Regions from separate parts of the Homo sapiens genome. Here region 1 is linked to region 2. Evidence: chromatin loops called from intact Hi-C (ENCODE). Cell type or tissue: OCI-LY7. All regions are shown on one strand. Each heading gives the region's core, and the rest is flanking DNA. Links, peaks and the distances in the headings are about the cores only. Region 1 has its middle 45 kb from the start of LINC02205. Region 2 overlaps LOC101929129 (a long non-coding RNA gene).

Region 1 (9,574 bases), core at 2,022-7,021, 480 kb before region 2:
CTTACCTTCTACTCTGTCTTGTGTATACCCAACCTTAGTCTTCAGAACTGCCCTGGAAGCTGGGTCTGATCATCTGCATTTCACAGCTGGAAAAATGGATACTCAGGGAGCTGGGAAGCTCCCCTTAGGTTCCAGACACCTGGCCCACTTTGTGTCTAGATGTGGGCTTGCCACGGAAGGATGCTTCACCAGAAGTGGCTTCTGCCACTTTGGTCTTGAGTGATACAATGCTCAGCTACCACCATTTACAGGTGGGTGCTAGTCATGCATCTGCTCTGGTGTTGGGCAGTGGGGTTTTATGTTTATCTGTGGTCAGGGGTCCTTTCACCACCCACTGACTTTGCCCTTCACCACCCACTGGCCTTGCTGAGCTGTCTCCCTGAGTGTTTTCGGCATAATCATTGGCTGGTCTTCATGGATGGGCAACCTCTGGAAATGGCTTTCTTCCAGAGCCATTGCCCTGGGACTACTGAGAAGTCCCAAGGCCCTTCTAGAGTGCCTTACCCCCATGACTTTATCAAGATGACTCTCTCCCTTCTTTGGGGACTGCCATAGTCTCTGGCAGCTGCCTTTGCAGGGGCCTTGCTCTGGGGCTCAAGGACTCCAGAGCTTCTCTTCTTAACTTGACCCTTAAGGACTAAAATCTTTGAATGGGGAGTAGTGGTATCAGATGGACCCGGATATGAATACCAGTGTTGCCATTTCTCTTTTGTTTGGCTGGTTTTTGGATAGGATCTCGCTCTGTCACCTAGGTTGGAGTGCAGTGGCAAGATCATGGCTCACTGCAGCCTCCACCTCTCGGGCTCGAGGGATCCTCCCACCCCAGCCTCTGGTGCAGCTGGGACCACAGGCGTGCACCACCATGCCTGGCTAATTGTGTTGCGGTTTTCTAGCTGTGTGACCTTACATAGGTCACTAGCCCTGTCTGATTTCCTCAGCTGTAAAAGAGGGTAATGATAAAAAAAAAATCACAATTAACACTACTATTTTATTCTCAATGTGTCAGGCATTATTCCAAGTACTTTATATAAATGACCTCATTCAATCGTTGTAATTACCGTATGAAATAATTATTATTGTTTAGTTCCTATGTGATAGATGTGTAAACTGCGACCACGCAGATAGTTAGCAGCAGAGCAGGGATCTAGGAAGGGCTGTCTCTGCAGCTGCCTTTCACGTTTATGTTATGCTGTGTCTTAATGATGCACACGCAGAGTCTAAAAAATCATGGATGTGTCACTGCATAAGGAAAAAAAATGATGATGCTTGTGTGTGCCCAGCTTTGAGCTTGGCACATAATAGATGCTCATGAAATCTTGTTTGCCTTATCCTCTCTTGGTCTTTTTCCTTCTACTCTCCTATGTGAGCACACACTGTGGTCACAGCAGAACAAAGTGGGGCTGTGACAAGGAGCTGGCAACCATGTCTGAGGAAGGCTGGTGGGTAGCATGGGCAGGTGTCTCTCATTCTGTCCTCTCCCTCTGCATCCAGAAGAGCTACACCCCAGCTCATGAGTAGGTGTGGGTCTAGTCTCCCCTGGAGCTGACAGGTAACTCTAACTGTTTCCCAAGGCAAGAGAGTAGGAGGGTGTAGCAATTGCTCGTTAGAGCCAGCCAATGAGCCTAGGGGGTCACAGGGTTCCTCCCACCTACTCTGGGGAGGTTGTCTGCCTATATTTGTGTTCATTTCCTGATAGAAACACTGGGGTCAGAGGCTTATCTGGCCTGGCTTCTGGGCCAATGGGGAGCTGATAAGGAACAGACCCATCCATTGGGATCTACTGGGTGGATTCCTATTGTCTTACACACCATACAGATAACCAAGGTCTCAGGTAGAAGTTGTACTTTCCTGACCTCCTTCTCATGGTTTCTCAAGTCCTCAACCAGCTCAACCCCAAGGGGCAGCCAGTTACAGTTCCCCACAGACAGAGTAAACCCTGCTGGACCTCTGGGGAAGTTTCAAGAACCAGTTTGACCGCAAAACCAAGAAGCAGGTCTGTTGGGGCCTCTCTGGATGAAGTGGTCATGGGTGGCTGTCAGATGAGGATCTGAATTAGTCACGAGAGGAACAGGAGCCAGGCTAGGGGTGGAAACAAGGCCAGCTCCCCTCTGCTCCAGGGCTTAGGATCAGCTGGGGTGGAAGCAGAGGCTGTGTTGCAATTTCACTGCAAATCAACTGGGTCATCTCTTGTGGGTGACACCATGCAGGCCTTCCAACCCTTGTGTGTGTGTGTGTGTGTGTGTGTGTGTGTGTGTGTTTTGTAGATGGGGAGATGGTATCTCCCAACTGCCTTTAGCATCTGGCTGTGAGATGAGGCTGGGGGAAGATGGAACGATATGCATTCCTGGCAGAGCCAGTGCCTCCGGAGGCATGGGGTGGAGGGGACAGGGTGGAGTCCATGTTTGAACAAGTTGAGAGCAATTGCTGGAAGAACCCTGGGCAGAAGTCCCCTCTGCAGATCAGACTTGGCCTCTACATTTGTTCTCAGGGAAGTGAAACACGTACCATCTCCCCAGTTTGGACTGTTGCAGGCTGTGACACACAGTAGCCAATTCATTGACTTGGGGCTGTCCCCTCCCACCTGGGATATTCAGTGCCCTGAAAGGCAATGAGGTGTGGTGGGAAGAACGTTGACTTTGGAATCTGACCGACTTGAAATTAAATCTCAGTTCTGCCCTGAAGCACTGGGTAACCTTGAGTAAGTCACTTAACCTCTCCGGACCCCATTTTCCTCATCTCTGAAATGGAGATAGTAACAGCTTCTGGGCAGGGTGGTTAGGAGAAGTAACAATGATAATGTGGGTGAAGGAAAATCATAGGGCAGGAACTCAATAGAAGTTAGGCACTTTTCTCCTTCCTCTTAGAATACACCCTGTCCTTCAGCCACTGCTAGGCTTGTCTTTACCATCTTGGTGGCTGCTGAAAAGCCTCATTGACTGGCTGTGCCCACCTACAGCAGTGGCCAGCAAGCATTTTCTGTAAAGGGCCAGAGGATAAATATTATAGGCTTTGCAGGCCATGTGGTCTCTGCCACAACTACTCATCTCCACTCTTGTTGCTCAAAAACAGCCATAGATGATACCAAATGAATGAGTGTGGCTCTGTTCCAATAAAACTTTATTTATAAAAATAGGCAGTGGGCCAGATTTGGCCCTCAGGCTATAGTTGCCAATGCCTGGCCTCGAGTTTCAAGTCCAAAGCCTCTGCTTTTCTCTCAAGGGACTTCCCTAGCCTGGTCTTACCTTCTTCATCCAATCCAGTTTCTAATTACTCCCCTGAGTGTTCCCCAGTATGACCCAACAGGACTCCCTTTTGGCTCAGGAAGTGTTTAGCTTCCACACCTTTGCCCATGCTTTCCTCCCTGCTTAGAACACCATCCCATTTCCTCTTCACTCTCTTCACCCTTCTAAATTCCATCCCCAGGGAACCTCCTGGGTGCCCTGTAAAATACAAGGCTCAGACCAAGGTCTCTTGATTCATCATTGGACAAGCCCATCCTTCAAGGCTGTGCTCTGGCCAGCTGTCCACAGTGATTTCTCCCTTTGAGGACTCCATGGCCCCTGCTGTTGATGCCAGGGTGGCCCTCCCATGGATCCCTGGGTTGAATTTGTGCCTCAGTCTCAATGAGGAACCCTGGAGGCTCAGTCTTCAACTTTTCTTTTCTTTTTCTTTTTCTTTTTTTGAGATGGAGTCTCTGTCACCCAGGCTGGAGTACAATGGCACAATCTTGGCTCACTGCAGCCTCCACCTCCCAGGTTCAAGCAATTCTCCTGCCTTAGCCTCTGGAGCAGCTGGGATTACAGGCACATGCCACCATGCCCAGATAATTTTTGTATTTTTAGTAGAGATGTGTTTTCACCATGTTGGCCAGGCTGGTCTCGAACTCCTGACCTCAAATGATCCACCTGCCTTGGCCTCCCAAAGTGCTGGGATTACAGGAGGGAGTCACCACACCCAAGCCAGTCCTCAACTTTTCTGTTAATACATGCAACTCACAACAACCTGCACTTTCATCCTGCCTGGAATCTTTCAGTTTTCCTGCATATGTGGGTCTGGAAAGTCTCAGGCATTATCTCTCCGAATATGGCCTCTTTCCCACTGTCTTTTTACTTTTTTGAGGGAGCACAGATTAATCATAGCTTAACCATTCTCATATTTTCCTTGTCTTTTAACCTGTCTCTCAAATTTTCCATTCTTTGGCTTCCCTGATGCATTTGTGGTAATTTCTTCAAATCTCTCTTCTCATTCATTAATTCTTTCTTTATCTGTGTGTCAAGCACATCCATTTAATTTTTAATTTCAAAGATTTCTTTTTTTCTTTTCCAGAAGTTCTACTTGATCCTTTTATAAACATCTGCCTGTACATTTTGTTGTCCCTTATTCCTCGATCCTTTGTTTCTATTCCATCATTTACTTTTTTAATACCTTGTTATTTTATAACCTATCTGATTATTGTATTATTTGAAGTCTTTGACGATCTAAATCAGTGTTTTTCAGCTGGGGGCAGTTTTTTCCTCTAGGGGACATTTGGCAATGTCTAGAGACAGTTTTGGTGGCATTGACTGGAGGTGGCAGTGGAGATGCTACTGGCATCTTGTGGGTAGAAACCAGGGCTGCTGCTAAGCATCCCCACAGTAAAGGATTTTGGTCCGAAATGTTTATAGCATTTACATTAAGACATCCTGGTTTCAATCTGTTGCTTGTTGGCTCTGCATCTGCACTCTTGCTAATGGTGACTCATTGCTTGGTCTTGAACTCCTGACCTCGTGATCCGCCCGCCTCGGCCTCCCAAAGTGCTGGGATTACAGGCGTGAGCCACCGCACCGGCCTTTTGAGTGTTTTGTTTGTTTGTTCTCTTTGATAAATCAGACAAAACACTTCTCTACAGAGGAGATTTGCGTTTGCTCCTGCCAGCCACCAGGGGGCACCACCAACCCAGGCCGCCACCCACGTGGGTAGCGTCAACTCAAACCCCCCTCTCGTGTGAAATATTTTGCGAAATTTTGCAAAATTTTGCGCATTAAATCCTGATGCCCTAGAGCTGACTTTCACATGCTGACTTTGAATTTCCCCACATCGACGCACAAATGAAGATCGGAGACTGCACGTGGTCACTGGCCACGGCTGGTCGGCCGGGAGCCAGGGTTTCAGTGGAGCTTGAGGTTAGTCCATCCTGCACCACGTGTGTCTGCATGTGACCATGTCATAGTGTGCTTCCTGCATCAGGTCCTGGAAGTGAGACAAAAACAGAAAGAGGCCAAATGCTGGTGATCGGAACTTTCCTCAAATCCTCAAACCAGGTCCCCTGTGGAAATAGGCGGATTCCATCCACCCGGCTGGCAGGGAAGTGCAAATGACCTCTGACCTCCTCTTCTCTCCTGGTCTTCTACTCTGGAGTCCAGGAGCGTATGTCAAGCACACACCTTTTCCCATGCTTCTTGTATGTGCAAAACAGACCTCAGGTACCAGGCACTCAGGTGTTTTTAATTCAGGGACTCATCAAGCCAGCCCGGTGGGGCTCTGTAAATCCAGTTAGAATTAGCCAGAGCTGGCTGACAGCAGTGCGTGTACCCATCCCTACAAAAGGCAGTTACCTGGCTACCAAAAGCCACGTTTTGCACTCAGCACACACTGACCCTGGTGTGGTGTCCTTTCCCAAGGCGCCATCTTACCCAGCCCATGCCCTCAATTAGCCTTCCTATTCATGATACAGTTAGTCCAAAGATGGAAATCACTCCACATGACTAAGGCCAGGCCTCTGGGACAGCACCGCTCTGCTCCCTTGACTTGGGTTCATCCACTGTGTGCTCAACTATGACAGGACAGACTGAAATGAAAGAGCATTATGCAATCAGAAATGGCTTTTAAAAGGAAAGGCCTAGTGAGGGGTCTTGCCCTTATCCACAATTCCAAGATCCCAAGAGTTCTCAAAACCAAAAATTTATTTTGTCAATTTGGCACAAACTCACGTGGCAGCAGAACTGGAACTGAACTGACCTGTGACTATTTGTAGTGTTTATATTCAGTAGAAATATTCATGCATTTTGCTGTGGAAATGTTGTGTGTTGATTGCAAGGTGCTTCCCCAGAATGCTAGGAGTATTGTGTAACATACAGATTTTGCACAGTGGCACCTACTAACATCATATTTCTGATTTTCAGCACACATCGGTTCCCAGCGTTCTGGATAAGGGGTTAACCCATGTTATTTACTAACTTTCAGGAAAAGATTCCCTATCCCTGCCACACACATAAGAATACATTTGAATGGGCAGGGCATGGTGGCTCATGCCTGTAATCCCAGCACTTTGGGAGGCCAGGACAGGAGGATTGCGTGCATCCAGGAGGTCAAGGCTGCAGTGAGCCATGATTGCACCACTGCTCTCTAGCCTAGGTAACAGAGTGAGACCCTGTCCTTATGCACTTAAATGTTTGTCAAATGTTTTCAAGTGCATGTTGGATGACAGCAGTGACTGTATGTAGAATGATTCATACCTCATGATCATGGTGAGGTAAATGTACAGGGATTTGAATGGGACCCACTTCTTTAGGTTCCTTCACCCCGTCCCATGATGCTGGACATCTATTAAGCACTAACCGTGTTTAGTGATTCCTTAACAAATCCTTAGCATTAGAGACTGCCGAAAACCTTTTTTGTTTGTTTTTAAAATTACACCAAGAATGCAGGAACACTATTTTATTTTTTTGTTTTTTTTGAGGCTGGGTTCTCCCTCTGTCACCCAGGCAGGGTGCAGTGGTGCAGTCTTGGCTCAATGTAGTCTTGACCTCCTGGGCTCAAGCAATCCTCCCACTTCAGCCTCCTGAATAGTTGAGACTACAGTGGTGGCACAGACCACCACTCCCAGCTAATTTTTCAGTTTTTTGTAGAGATGGGGTCTTGCCAACTTGCCCAGGCTGCTCTCGAACTCCTGGGCCCAAGTGATCCACCTGCTTCAGCCTCCCAGAGTGCTGGGATTACAGGCGTAAACTACTGTGCCCAGCTGGAACACTCTTATTGTATTAAACTGGTGCAAATGTAATTGTGATTGTTGCCATTAAAAGTAATACCGTGGGCTCAACTTTTGCCATTAAAAGTAATACTGTGTGCTCAACTTTTGCCATGAAAAGTAATGGCAAAAACTGCAATTACATGTGCACCGACTTAATAAAAGCAATACTAAAAATATACAATACAATATGAGAAACTTCTGCTTTACCAAACACCCTCACATCCCCCCGTCCCCAAAGTAACCCTATCAATACTTAAGGTACATTTTTCCTGTGCACTCTCTGAATACTTATATAGGTATGTATGTAGCTGTATACACTTAGGTTTTATAATAATATAAATGGGATTGTGCTATGCTATATATTATTCTGCATTTTGCTTTTGTTCACTTATAGGTCCTTTCATATTGGTGTATATAGATCCACTTCATTCTATGGTACAGAAATACCATAGTTTAAATAACTTCTTTTGTATAGGTTTCTAGAAGTCAGATTGCAGTATCAAAGGGCATGCAGTTTTAAATTTTGATAGGCACTGCCAAATTGCCTTTCAATAACCTCCACCAATTGATAGTACATGAAAGTTATTATTTCTCTGAATTCTTGTCAGCATTTGATATTATTAATCTTTTCTAACTTTTGCCCACCTGATAGGTAAAAATAAAATCTTAATGTTTGAGCATGCATTTCCCAGCTTACTTGTGAAGCTGAACATCTTTCTTCATTTGTTTGTTGGACATGCATGTTTCATCATTAATGAGTTGTTTGTTCATAGTCTTTGCACATTTTTCCAGGATACTTATTATCCTCTTATTGATATTTTAGGAGCTCTTTATATATGTTCTTTTAATTTATTGTCTTTTTAATTGAGATGTACTTTTCACACAGCAAAATATGCAGGTCTCAAGTGTGGAGTTTGAAGAATTCTGACAAAGATATAACTTGTGTAATCATTGCCCACATCAAGACATAAAACATCTCCATTGCTCCTGAAAGTTCCCTTGGCTCCTTTCCAGTCAATACCCAAGGGCAACCATTGTTCTAATTTCTATCACTAGTGATTACATTTGTTTCTTTCTGTACCTCATATAATGCAGTCATACAGGTAAATTCTTTCATGAATTCTGTAAGAAAGAAGAGGCAACCACAGTATGTATTTATGTATGTACTCACATGAATAACACACACGTAAAGGAATACAGGAAGAATAAACTGGAAACTAATGGAGGAGGATGGGAGGGAATTAGCATGGGAATGAAATGTCTCCAAATAGGATTTTAAATATAGTTTTGTGTTTTGAATCATTTGTACATAATTTGTACATGATTTACATGTTCAAAAAATTAAATCAAATTTAAAAAATAGGAAAAAGAAACCCTCCCCAAATTGTGCACGAAGAGAAACAAATAAACCTAATTGTAAATTAGAGAGCTTAACCACAGAGCAAAACAAACAAAAACACCAACACACACACACACACACACACACACACACACACACACGACCAAAAACCTATTCAAATAATTTTGAAAAAAATACCCTAACTATACATCTGTGGTGGGATATATTTTAAGGACAAATAAAACTACAATGATGTCTTAAGCTTTACCTAGTAGGTTTATGATAAATAGTAATGATATGGTAATTTTGAAGGAAGTTTATGTATATTAAAAAAATAAACTAGTAAATAAGAATATATTAGGAAACAAGATTCTCTATGTAAAAGAGACTCAAGTATTACAGTTTTAAGAAAATGAATAAAAACCCACCCGGATGTTAAATTTGAACAGATTCTATAATTATGAGCTCATTTTATTTTTCCTAACTCTGTCCACTGAAAAAGCCTTGACGCAATAACAGCCCAGGAGCAGAGAGACCAGCTAGTACCCAGATCTTGATTTCTAAATGCTGTTACCCACCAGGAGGAACTAAAATTTTCTGCAGAAATGGCTGACTCCAGATCCATGAAAATGAAGCTCCATGTCAAGCCTGGGATGTCTTATGGTCCCAAGAAGGAAGGATATGCTTAAAAACTACTGAGGTCACATGGAAAGGACACGGAAGCTGACTGAGGGATCTGCCTCACTAAGTTTTGGGACTACTGAGCATCAAAAAGAATGACTGTAAGGGGGCCGAGCTTGGTGGCTCATGCCTGTAATTCCAGCACTTTGGGAGGTCAAGATGGGCGGATCACGAGGTCAAGAGATCGAGACCATCCTGGCCAACATGGTGAAACCCCGTCTCTACTAAAAATGCAAAACTTGGCCGGACATGGTGGTGGGCCCTGTGGTCCCAGCTACTTGGGGAGGCTGAGGCAGGAGAATCACTTGAACCTGTGAGAGGGAGTTTGCAGTGAGCTGATATAGCGCCACTGCACTCCAGCCTGGTGACAGAGTGAGACTCCATCTCAAAACAAAACAAAACAAAACAAGAATGACTATAGTTAATTAAAATGCATTAAACAAATAGAAAATTCATGAGTTCACAGTGTATGTTGGGGGGGTGGGGGAGGGAAGTAGGCAGGAGGAAAGTTCTTTGCAAAAGAACGCCACCTGATACGTGTAGAA
Region 2 (9,574 bases), core at 2,419-7,418:
GCGGGCTCAGCTGCAGGTAGACCAGCAGCTTTGCTCCTCTAGGCTGGGTTCTTGAACATGCCTGGGGTTGGCTGGCTTTTGGCCGAGCTAGTGTGGCTCCACCTGGGCAGCAGGGTGATGGATTCTGCTCCTCATCCTCAGCAGCCTACCTTGGGCAGCTTCTCATGCCGGTTATAGAGGAAAAAGTCCCTGAGGCTCGCGCTGGAAAATGACTCACTGTCATGTCATTTCTGCAACATTCTATTGGCCTAATCCAGACTTAAGGGTGGGGAAGTAGTCTCCCCCTCTTTAGTGAGAGGAACTGCAAAGTCCTGGGGCAATGGCTGTGGATATGGGGTGGATGTGTGCAAACTGTCTGGGCCATTCAAGCAGTCAACCTACTATACTAAGATCAAGACTTCTTCAAATGCAGCCTGCCATAGCAGAGGAAAAGGTTGCCCTTAAAATCTGGCTTCTTTATTAACTTTTGCCTGTATTGGGGCACTGCTGAAATAGTACAATACACGGTAAAAGCCTGTGGGGACCGTGTAAACTGACAGCTCTAACCTTCACCCTGTCTGCTGATCCTAAGCTCATAAAGGGCATTCCTTGGGATGTTAAAAAAGCTAGATGGTTGACTGGCTTACAAGAAAACCTGCCAGGTCCTCTCTGTTGGGAAGCCTCTCCAGGTTTTTCTTGAAGTCTCTACTCTGTGGAGCCAGACCCTGCCTTTTGTTCCTGGACCTAAACTGGGGGTCCCAGAGCTCTGCTAGGCAAGGGCAGGCAGCTTGTCTGGTCATCACTTTCCTGGTAAGCAACTAGAAGAGCTTGCTTTCCCTCTCCTGTTTACCTCCTTCAATTATCCTTGGGTCACTTTAACCCAAAGGAGTGACTCTAGGGGTAAGCATTTCAGGTTGGGCTTGTGCAGCCGTTCCTGGTCCCCAAACCCCATCTCCTGTCCCACTCTCAACCAAACACTTGGGCAGCTTTTCGTTATTTCAGACTTAGTATTTGTCTTTCCCAAGTGGAGCTGAGTGGTATTTGAAATGGAACCAGTGTCTTGCCTTGACTGCAACGGTGGAGTGGGGATGATATGAGAGTCTCCCTCCTAGGGGTGCTCCAAGGTTTAGAGGAGCTGGTGCTCACTGTAAGCTCTTGAGAAATCCGACTTCTACTGTATTCCTATAGCTGTCAACTGACCTGTCTCCCTGCTTCCTCGCTTTCAAAGGAGGCTGGCTCACATAAATTCGTCTTTTGTCCCTGGTGTTTGGCTCAGGCTGTCCCACCCTGCCTCTGCTCCTCAGAGTTGACTCCAGCCTGACACACCTCTCCAGAGTCTTAGCTGCCTCCAGCCCTCTCCCTCCCATCTGTGGGGTCACCCCAACACCTAGGAGGGGAAGTGCCCTGCTCATTCCCAGAGGGGCTCCTGTGAGCATAGCCCTGAGCAGGCTTTGACCCCTCCATGGAAAGGAAGGGGCTGACTACCTGCTGGGAATTCTATTTCAGGCTCGACCCCAGGGCTGGTCCTCGGAAAGTTTGCTCTCCTTGAAGTCTCTTCCCAATTCAGGGAAGGAAGACTTGGAAGTTATGCTTCTCTCAGACAAGTACATTTGTTAAGAAAGATATGGATGAGGAAAGGGTCATTGTTCTTTGAAAACAGGAATAAGTGAGGCAGGCTCTCAGCAGCCACATCTGTGCCAGACCTAGAGGGGGGAAATGCCACTCTGGAAAATGCAGAGCCCTGCTGGTCTGAGTGCCGTGGCTCTGGGGTAGCGAGGACTCCTCCCTGGCAAGCACCTCCTCCCTGGGGAGCACCTCCTCCCTGGTGAGCACCCCCTCCCTGGTGAGCAACCCCTCCCTGGTTAGCACCTCCTCCCTGGGGAGCACCTCCTCCATGGTGAGCACCCCCTCCCTGGTGAGCACCCTCTCCCTGGTGATCACCTCCTCCCTGGGGAGCACCTCCTCCCTGGAGAGCACCTCCTCCCTTGCAAACACCTCCTTCCCTCCAGGCCAGGTTCCTTCCCCATAAAATGAGAGCTAGCACCAGATCATTGCTTCTTAACCCAAAGAAGACTGCAGACCCCTAAAATGCCTGTGATCTTTACTGGAGACACAGGGTAAAGGAAAAGGAGAGGGTTTCTGGCAGGCCTGGGTTCAGGGAGCAGCCAGGAGCAACCATTTTGGGGCCAGAATGTGAGGGAGGCACAGCAGGGCAAAGGGGCCTGTGGGCAGGTGGGCAGGATGGGCCAGTGGCCCAGACACCTGCAGAGGCCATCCAGTTCTAGATTTTATGACTTTATCTTTCAATCCATTTAATGTTTGCTTTTATTATTATCAATAACACGAATAAGAGCTATGATATATTAAACACTTAATAGGTGCCAAGCAGAATGTTAAGCACATTGTACCCGCTGCCTCATTTTACTATCATGCCTTCTCCATGAAGGCATGATTCATATTTCTATTTTATAGCTGAGTAGATAGGTTAGGTAATTTACCCAGCATCAACCCTGACTAGTAGTCCCAACAAAGCTGGGAATCAAACCCAGGACTTACCTAGGGCCAAAGTATTTTACCTGGTGGGATTTCTATGAGCCAGGCCTGGGCTGGGCAGCCTGGAACACAGAGAAAAGGGAACACTCCCCTACAGCTGTGGAGGCTGAAACTCAAGACCTGTTCTAAATGTCACAATGAGGTAGCAATAGAGGACTATGGGAGTTTCAAGGGCTTGGGGACAATTCAGAGGCTTCCTGGAGGAGAGGGCATTTAAGCTGGGCCCTAAGGGAGAAGAATTTCAAGGGTGGAGGGAAATTCTAGGCAAAGGCACAGCTTTTGTGGAAAGCTAGTAGGTGTGAAGGTTGCAGAGCATGGGCATGGTTTGACCACATGTGGTTTACTCTTTTTTTATTTTTATTTTTTAATAGAGACTGGGTCTCGCCCTGTTGCCCAGGCTGGTCTTGAACTTCATATATGTGGCTCATGGCATATTTTGGTTGGAACATCGTGTGCAGAGGATACCAATGGGAAACAGCCTGGAAAGTTAGACTGAGGCCATAGCGATGGCAGCCTTGAATGCCAGGATAAGGAGCTAGGCAAAAGACAATGGGAAGGGGACAGGAGACTAGAGAATTTACTACTCAATTCTGTGCTGTAGAAGAAGTGAAAAAACAGATACCGACAGCCCTAAACCTCAGGGAGTACAAACACAGCTGAGAAAACTTTAGAGAAAACCTAAACATATCGTGAAGTTGCTTGTGTGTGTGTATGTGTGTGTGTGAATGACTCCATCTGAGAGATTTGAGCAAAGTCCATGAGATGGCTGGGAAGGTAAATGACCAATTCCTTTCTAACTTCAGATTTCCTGTTTGCAAAACCTCACCAACATATCTAGAAAACCTAGAAAACATTAGGCTTCTCAGCCTGCACAGAGCAGCTTACAATGTTTATTCATGAATGAAGAGTTGGGTGCCCTGTTGTTCCTGGGTGGAGGGGAGACAGTTCATCTCCAAATGGCTCAGCCTTGGGCTCCACTGACTACACATTCTCTTTGTTTGTAGTAACAGCCATGCACTCTGTGCATATGCATGGTATCACCTGCAGATGTCCCAGTTCCTGACGTCACCCTGGCTGCAGAGCCAGCCTCAGGCCGAGCTGTGCAACCAGGGCAGAGGGAGGAAGGGGCGCTGCTGACCTGGACAGGGCTGAGTTCCAGTCCGCTTCCGTCACCACACTCCCACTGTTGGCCTTGGACAAGCCCCCATCTCTCTGCAGCAGCCCCTTCATTCCTACCTCCTTGAGGGGCCTAAACTGGATCATCACTTCTGGAAATAGCCATTCTTGTCCCACCTTTGAAGGTGTCATTTCTCAGCACCCCAGACTATTAGTCAGGGAATGTTTTCTTTGAATTGACTCACTTTTAAAATACACCATTTATGTCAACTTACCATTTCTGTACATGATGCACCATTTGCTATAAAGGGACATTGAAGTTAAAACCCATGAAAATAGTAAATGTTCACTCTTGTACCACCTAAAGTCAGGGTACATGCCTGCCATTGCATGAGTGCACACCCCCAGGGGAAACCTGCGTCCTGGAGCCAGGCGGCTTCTCAAGTATGACTGTGCGCCGGAAACACCTGGAGACCTTGCAAAAATGCAAATTCAAATTCAGTAGGTCTGGGTGGGGTCTGAGATTCTCTGTTTCTGACAAGGTCCCAGGAGATGCCGATGCTGCTGGTCCACAGACCCTACTTGGTGTAACAAGGTCACATGGGTTGTCCAGCTCCCTATCGTGGGGGCAGGGCAAGAATGTCAACAGAAACACAGCACCAAGTCCTTCTGAGAACACGGGACGTGAAACACAAAGACCATGTCTAAAGATTCAAGCAAAGGCTTCATATCAGAGGAAAACTCAGAGAGCTATTTCACCTTTTCTCCCAAATATACATTTACTTTATATTTACTTTATGCACTTAGAACTTTCGGCATCTCTGTTTACTGCTTCACATACCTCCCCACCTCTTCCCTAATGCAAAGACCTGAATCTGGAAAGCCACATCTGTTGGGAGCTTCGTCAGAAATCATGCTGGCCATGCTTGCAGGCTGGGTCCAGCTCTTGCTGGGAGGTGGAGGCCAGGGCTCTGCATAATGGCATCTTCGGGGCTTTCCCTTCTCTGACCTCCTGCCATGCTCAGACAGAACGACACGCCATCTGCTGACTCACCGTGGCTTCATGCATTCATGTCCTGTTTTCCCAGGTGGTCACAGCTCTAGGAGGAGACAGTAAGGGGTGACTGGAAGGGGAGGGGAGTGAGATTGCCCCTCTGGGACCCACACACACTGAGGACATGATGGGCTCTTGATAAAATGTCACATGAGCCCAGGACAGTTAGAGAGGTTGGCTTTATAAGTGGTACATTATTTATGATGGCTTGAATGGGTCACCCTTATGCCCATTTTCTGGAGGGAAAAACTGGCTCCAGATAATGCAAAGTCATGCCCCTATGGCGTCAGTTGCAGGGCTCAGAAGTCCTCTCTTCCAACCCAGTTGCTGGCAGGTCATGACCACAGGCCACCCAGCCATTCCTAGCCTCCCTGGTAGAATTCAAGGCTGCCTGTATTGTGCATCTGCTGTGTCCATGGCACTCAGGGAGGATAGTAAAGGCAGGGCCAGAGGGGAATGAGGGGGACTTGCTGGGGAGCATGATGGTCACGTGCTAAGCAGAGGCCTGACCTGAGACCTCAGGGTGGCATTCCTTTGGGTACTACAAGGGCTGGAAAAGGCCTCTCCCCTGCTTCAAGCCCAGCCCAGCAGGTAGGTGGCCGAGCCAGGCCCACATGCTGATCTCTGCTCTCTGACTGGTGCAGTTTCCTTTGTGTTAGATCATCAATTCCTCAGCCTTCTGTGGCTTCTGTGATTTCCAAAGAGCTTGCCCTGATGCTGAAGCCGGCCTGGACTGGGCATCAAGAGGGTTTCAGCCTGATAGCCAATGGCCGGCCGCATGACAGCGAGAAATTGGCTTCTCTCTCTGGGCCGTGGTGATCTTCAAAGTTTCTTACAGCACTAGAATTCTGCTCTTTCTTTGCATTACAAATGGAATACATACTTGTGAACATTTTCAACAATATAGAAATGTAGAAAGTAAATATAAACAAACAAAAAATGAAGTCATCATCTTCTTATTGCTGCTAGAGGAAGCCATTGTGAATAGTTTGATGTGTTTCCTTCCAAATGATTTTTTCTCTACGTATAAACATAAATAAGCATATGTAGGTTTATTGATCATCTTAAAATTTATTTTTTTCACTTAAAATACTTTCCTGTGATCTTCCTGTGCCATCATATATAAATCTACTTTATTATTTTGAAGTAATATATCTTGGACATTTTTGCATCAGTAGATCCTTTTCAATGATAAATAGCATTTTGTATCATGGATATGCATAATTTCTTTGGGCCTTTATATTATTTCCATTTTTTTTGCTATTATAAACAATGCTGAAATAAACATCTTTTTACATGCATTCTTACTCACATGTGAATATGTTTCTTTAACATGAATTCCTGGAAGTAGAACTGCCAGATAAAAGAACACACACATCCAAAATTTTGAAAGATGCTGTCAAAATCACCCTCCCAAAATACCAGTTGTCTTTCCTCTCTACAGCTCGGGGAGCAACATGTTTGCATTCACCTTGATTGAGCCTGGATTAGGTGCATGTAATGTTCCTATTGCATATGAGACAACAGAAGCTTAGAGAGAACAAGGGAGTGTCTCGAGGTGCTACAGAAGTGGGGGCAGAGCTAGAATCAAAGCTCTGTGCCCCATACCCAAGTCTAGATGCTCTGCAGCTCTGACATGATGAGGTATAGTGGAAAGAGCTCTGACTTTGAGGTCCAAATGCTTGAGTTTGAAATCTTGCCATGCAACTTGCCATCTCTGTGACTTTGACCAAGATACTTAATCTCCCCAACCTCAGCTCCTTTCTCCATAAAACAGAGACAACAAACACTGTCAAAAAGGGATGTTGTGAGTGTTAAAGGAGAATTTATGTAAGGTTCTGGCTCCTAGGAGATGCTCTCTAAAATATTCTCTTTTCTGAGGAGTTGGGGACCTGGGAATTCTACTGTACTCTGGAGCTCTTCTGCCTTCACCCAGGAAGGTAACTAGGGGTTTATTGCCCAGCCGTGCACAACTCAAAAAATTATTACTGAAGATTGTCAAAAAGGCTTACAATTCAGGAGGGTTTTTGTTCATTTAGAAGCAAAAAAATTAGTTTTGTGGTTCAGCAAGATCTCGAATTGTGCCTCTGAATGTTGTGAAGGAGGGTTCGAAGAGACTTTCAACTGCTCCTGATACAATTATGAAAGTGGTTTTGGCAGAAGCCAAGTGGACTCTTAGTTTAAAACAGCTCTAGGGGTAAAGTCATTTCTCTGCAGGTTCAACAGAGGGTCATCCCATTATTTGCAGTGTTATAGTGCTTTGGGGATGCAGGAGATTTGGAGAAGTGGTAAATTGTTATAAAAAATGGCTACAATCATTCTCCTACCTGTGCCCAGTGCCTCCAACACTGGCTCTAGGCTTATCCATGCAATTTCCTTTGGACAACAGAACATTAGAAAATGTGATGTAGACTTATCAGAAGAACCTGAGTATTGGAGCTTGCCTTCTATTGCAGGCTTGGAACCCTGTGTCCACCATTCAAATTAGCTTGAGCTAATGTGATGGAAAGACTGCATAAAGGATAACTGAGGTGCCCCAATCAACAGATTATCAATTACCAGACATATGAGTGAGGCCATCCTAGATCACCCAGCCCCAGCCAAACCACCAGCTGACTACAGATCAGAAGGATTTGCCCAGACCAAAATGGTCCAGGTGACCCATATAATTATAAGAATTGATAATTTTAAAAAACTTTAAGCCACTATGTTTTGGGGTGGTTTGTTATATAGGCAAAGCTAAATTGTAAAGATATTTATTGAATGAATGCCTCGATGAACCAACGAGTACCTCACATCAGGAGAATTAGCCTTGCCCCAGCTCATAAAGAACGGTTCAGAACCATGGACAGAGGCACAGGATGCGACAGTATTTGAGTCAAGCTACGGATATGACAGGCCCTGGGGTAAGAATGAAAACAGTAGCTCGGGGTACAGGATAAGACAGATGTGTAAAGGAAGATGCCCCTGATATGGTGCTAGTGAGTCTTGCCAGGCACCTATTAACTCAGGAAGCCCTCAGTCCCAGACAGACAGGACGGCTGGCCACCCTATGAGGAAGACGAAATGCTACACTCCTGTTCCAGAGCCTGATCCCTAGCTGTTTCTCCTACATACTATGTGATGACAGGCATTGTGAAGGAGCATGCAGAGGGGTGGTTCCATGCCCACCAGACAAACCAGGACGGTTGGCTGGTCACCTGATTCCCCAAGTTTATGCAACTAGAGGGAAGTAGGTAGAGGGCATGGGGAGGCAGGGGGCTCAGTTGCTGGCTGCCTGGCCAAGATTCACTGGGAAATGATTTTGGCTCAGTTTTCTAACTACCTCTCCTCCAATTCCTGCACACAACCTGGCTTTCCCTTATTTCCCTGGAGAAAGTCAGGCTTTGTGTCAAGGGAATCTGGAGCTCATAATTTCATAACAATAATGTCTTGGTTTTAGACAGTATTTAGACTGTGATAGGTCCTTTTATGCCTACATAGTATATAACTGGGCTTGATCTTCATAACCCTTTTTGAGAAAAGCAGAGAATCCAGGTGCATTCTCACTGTCCAGGGTACCCACTAGCATCTTCTTCCTTTTTGTCTTCTAAGATAGGGGAAGGCAGCCCAAACAGCACCCAGACCAAGAGCCTGGATCAGGGATCCTGCTGCCTGAGACTTTCTAACTAGGTAAGTTCTCTTATGGTTCAACATTCGGGAACATGAAATGGACTCTCTCACCCTTATGTTCAAACGAGACAACTGGACTCCAGTCGCTGAACCCCTATAAGCTCTGAATTTCCAGGAGTCTCTGAAGGCTGGGGAGACCTGGGTCTTTTTTTGTTATATGGAGCCTATTCAAGGGGCCTCTTGGACCACTGCCTGCTTTCCTGGTATTTGTGCTGGTGGGGCTCCTCAAAGTGAGTGGCAGGGGTGATCATCCCTATTTGCTATACATTAAGGACAGCCTGGGTATGCAGGAAGGCACTCAGAAGGGGCTGCCCAGATGATTCACAGGCTCATGTTATCCACCCATGGACAGGGCAGGGGCATCAGGGCCCCAGGGCTGACTGCATCCTAGGCCTTGGATGCCTCCAGGACTCTCTCCCCATCTCTCTTCTGCTTTTCTCTGCATGCCAACTTTGATCTCTCAGGCCACCTTTCTCCATGAGGCTGGAGTCACAGCTCCTCAGCTTCACTCCTAGAAAGGAAGGGGCTATTTCATTTTGAGAGAAATCTCAGGGAAGGCCTCTTATTGGCCTGGCTGGGGCCACATGCCTGCTCCTGTAGTCAGGCAGGTAGGGATGCTGTGGTGGGAAGCTTCATTCAGAGCCGCCTGGTTGGAGCTGGAGGAAGAACAGTTCCCAGAAGGTGGGGAGTCATTGTCAGAAGGTGAGATGGAGAGCAGATAAAGCAAGTGACACTCACTGCAAACTTATCATTCCCACCTTTTGGGGTGAGGAACAAATGCAGGGGCCTCAAGCCTTCACCACATGGTCTGAGGTTTGATGACCAGGAAGCTGGGATTTGAGCCTGGACAATTCAACTGTGAAGCCTGTGGTCTTTCCAATATCACTTCTTGATGATGTTCCATTCCCATACAGCAGCAATGGGGTGAACAACTGATTCCTTTGGGACCAGACATAGCCCTGGGCAGCTGTGGGATAAATATCTGGGTCTCAGGGCTATCTTTGTAAGGCAGTAGTATTCTCCTGGGAGAGTCCCGGGCTGGGGATCAGCAGACCTGGTGCATTTATCTTAATTCTCCACTGCTTTCCTGTGTGACCTTGAGAAAGTCACTTTCCTTCTCTGGGTTTTAGCATTTATCTGCCAAATGGCGATGATCATCCCTGAGTCCCTCCCATAGGCATTGAGTGGAACTAATGAGAT

What was found. Hi-C counts contacts between places; a loop is a spot of excess contacts. Peaks named below come from ENCODE experiments on the same cell type or tissue, not always from the same donor. Only the 100,000 strongest peaks of a DNase experiment are listed, where the experiment ranks them.
Region 1: a loop joins it to region 2, with 2.5 times the contacts of the local background. A loop is called at or near these places in 2 of 110 quality-filtered maps.

The regions. Positions count from the first base shown.
Region 1 is chr15:70,455,723-70,465,296 of GRCh38, reverse strand. No RefSeq gene overlaps it. Among named protein-coding and RNA genes, the nearest start is that of LINC02205, 45 kb to the left of the region's middle. RefSeq lists enhancers at 2,365-2,444, 4,486-4,985, 5,159-5,228. In OCI-LY7, for the core only: CTCF peaks have their summits at 4,717 and 4,921 (motif pointing right); a DNase peak (open chromatin) is centred at 4,926.
Region 2 is chr15:69,974,550-69,984,123 of GRCh38, reverse strand. It overlaps LOC101929129 (a long non-coding RNA gene), which reads left to right. Exons shown (of 5, transcript XR_001751593.2): 3 at 8,297-8,374. Among named protein-coding and RNA genes, the nearest start is that of MIR629, 100 kb to the left of the region's middle. RefSeq lists enhancers at 3,810-3,869, 4,700-4,759. In OCI-LY7, for the core only: CTCF peaks have their summits at 3,613, 4,506 and 4,712; DNase peaks (open chromatin) are centred at 2,643, 3,573, 4,143 and 4,673; H3K4me3 peaks cover 2,612 bases; H3K27ac peaks cover 2,960 bases.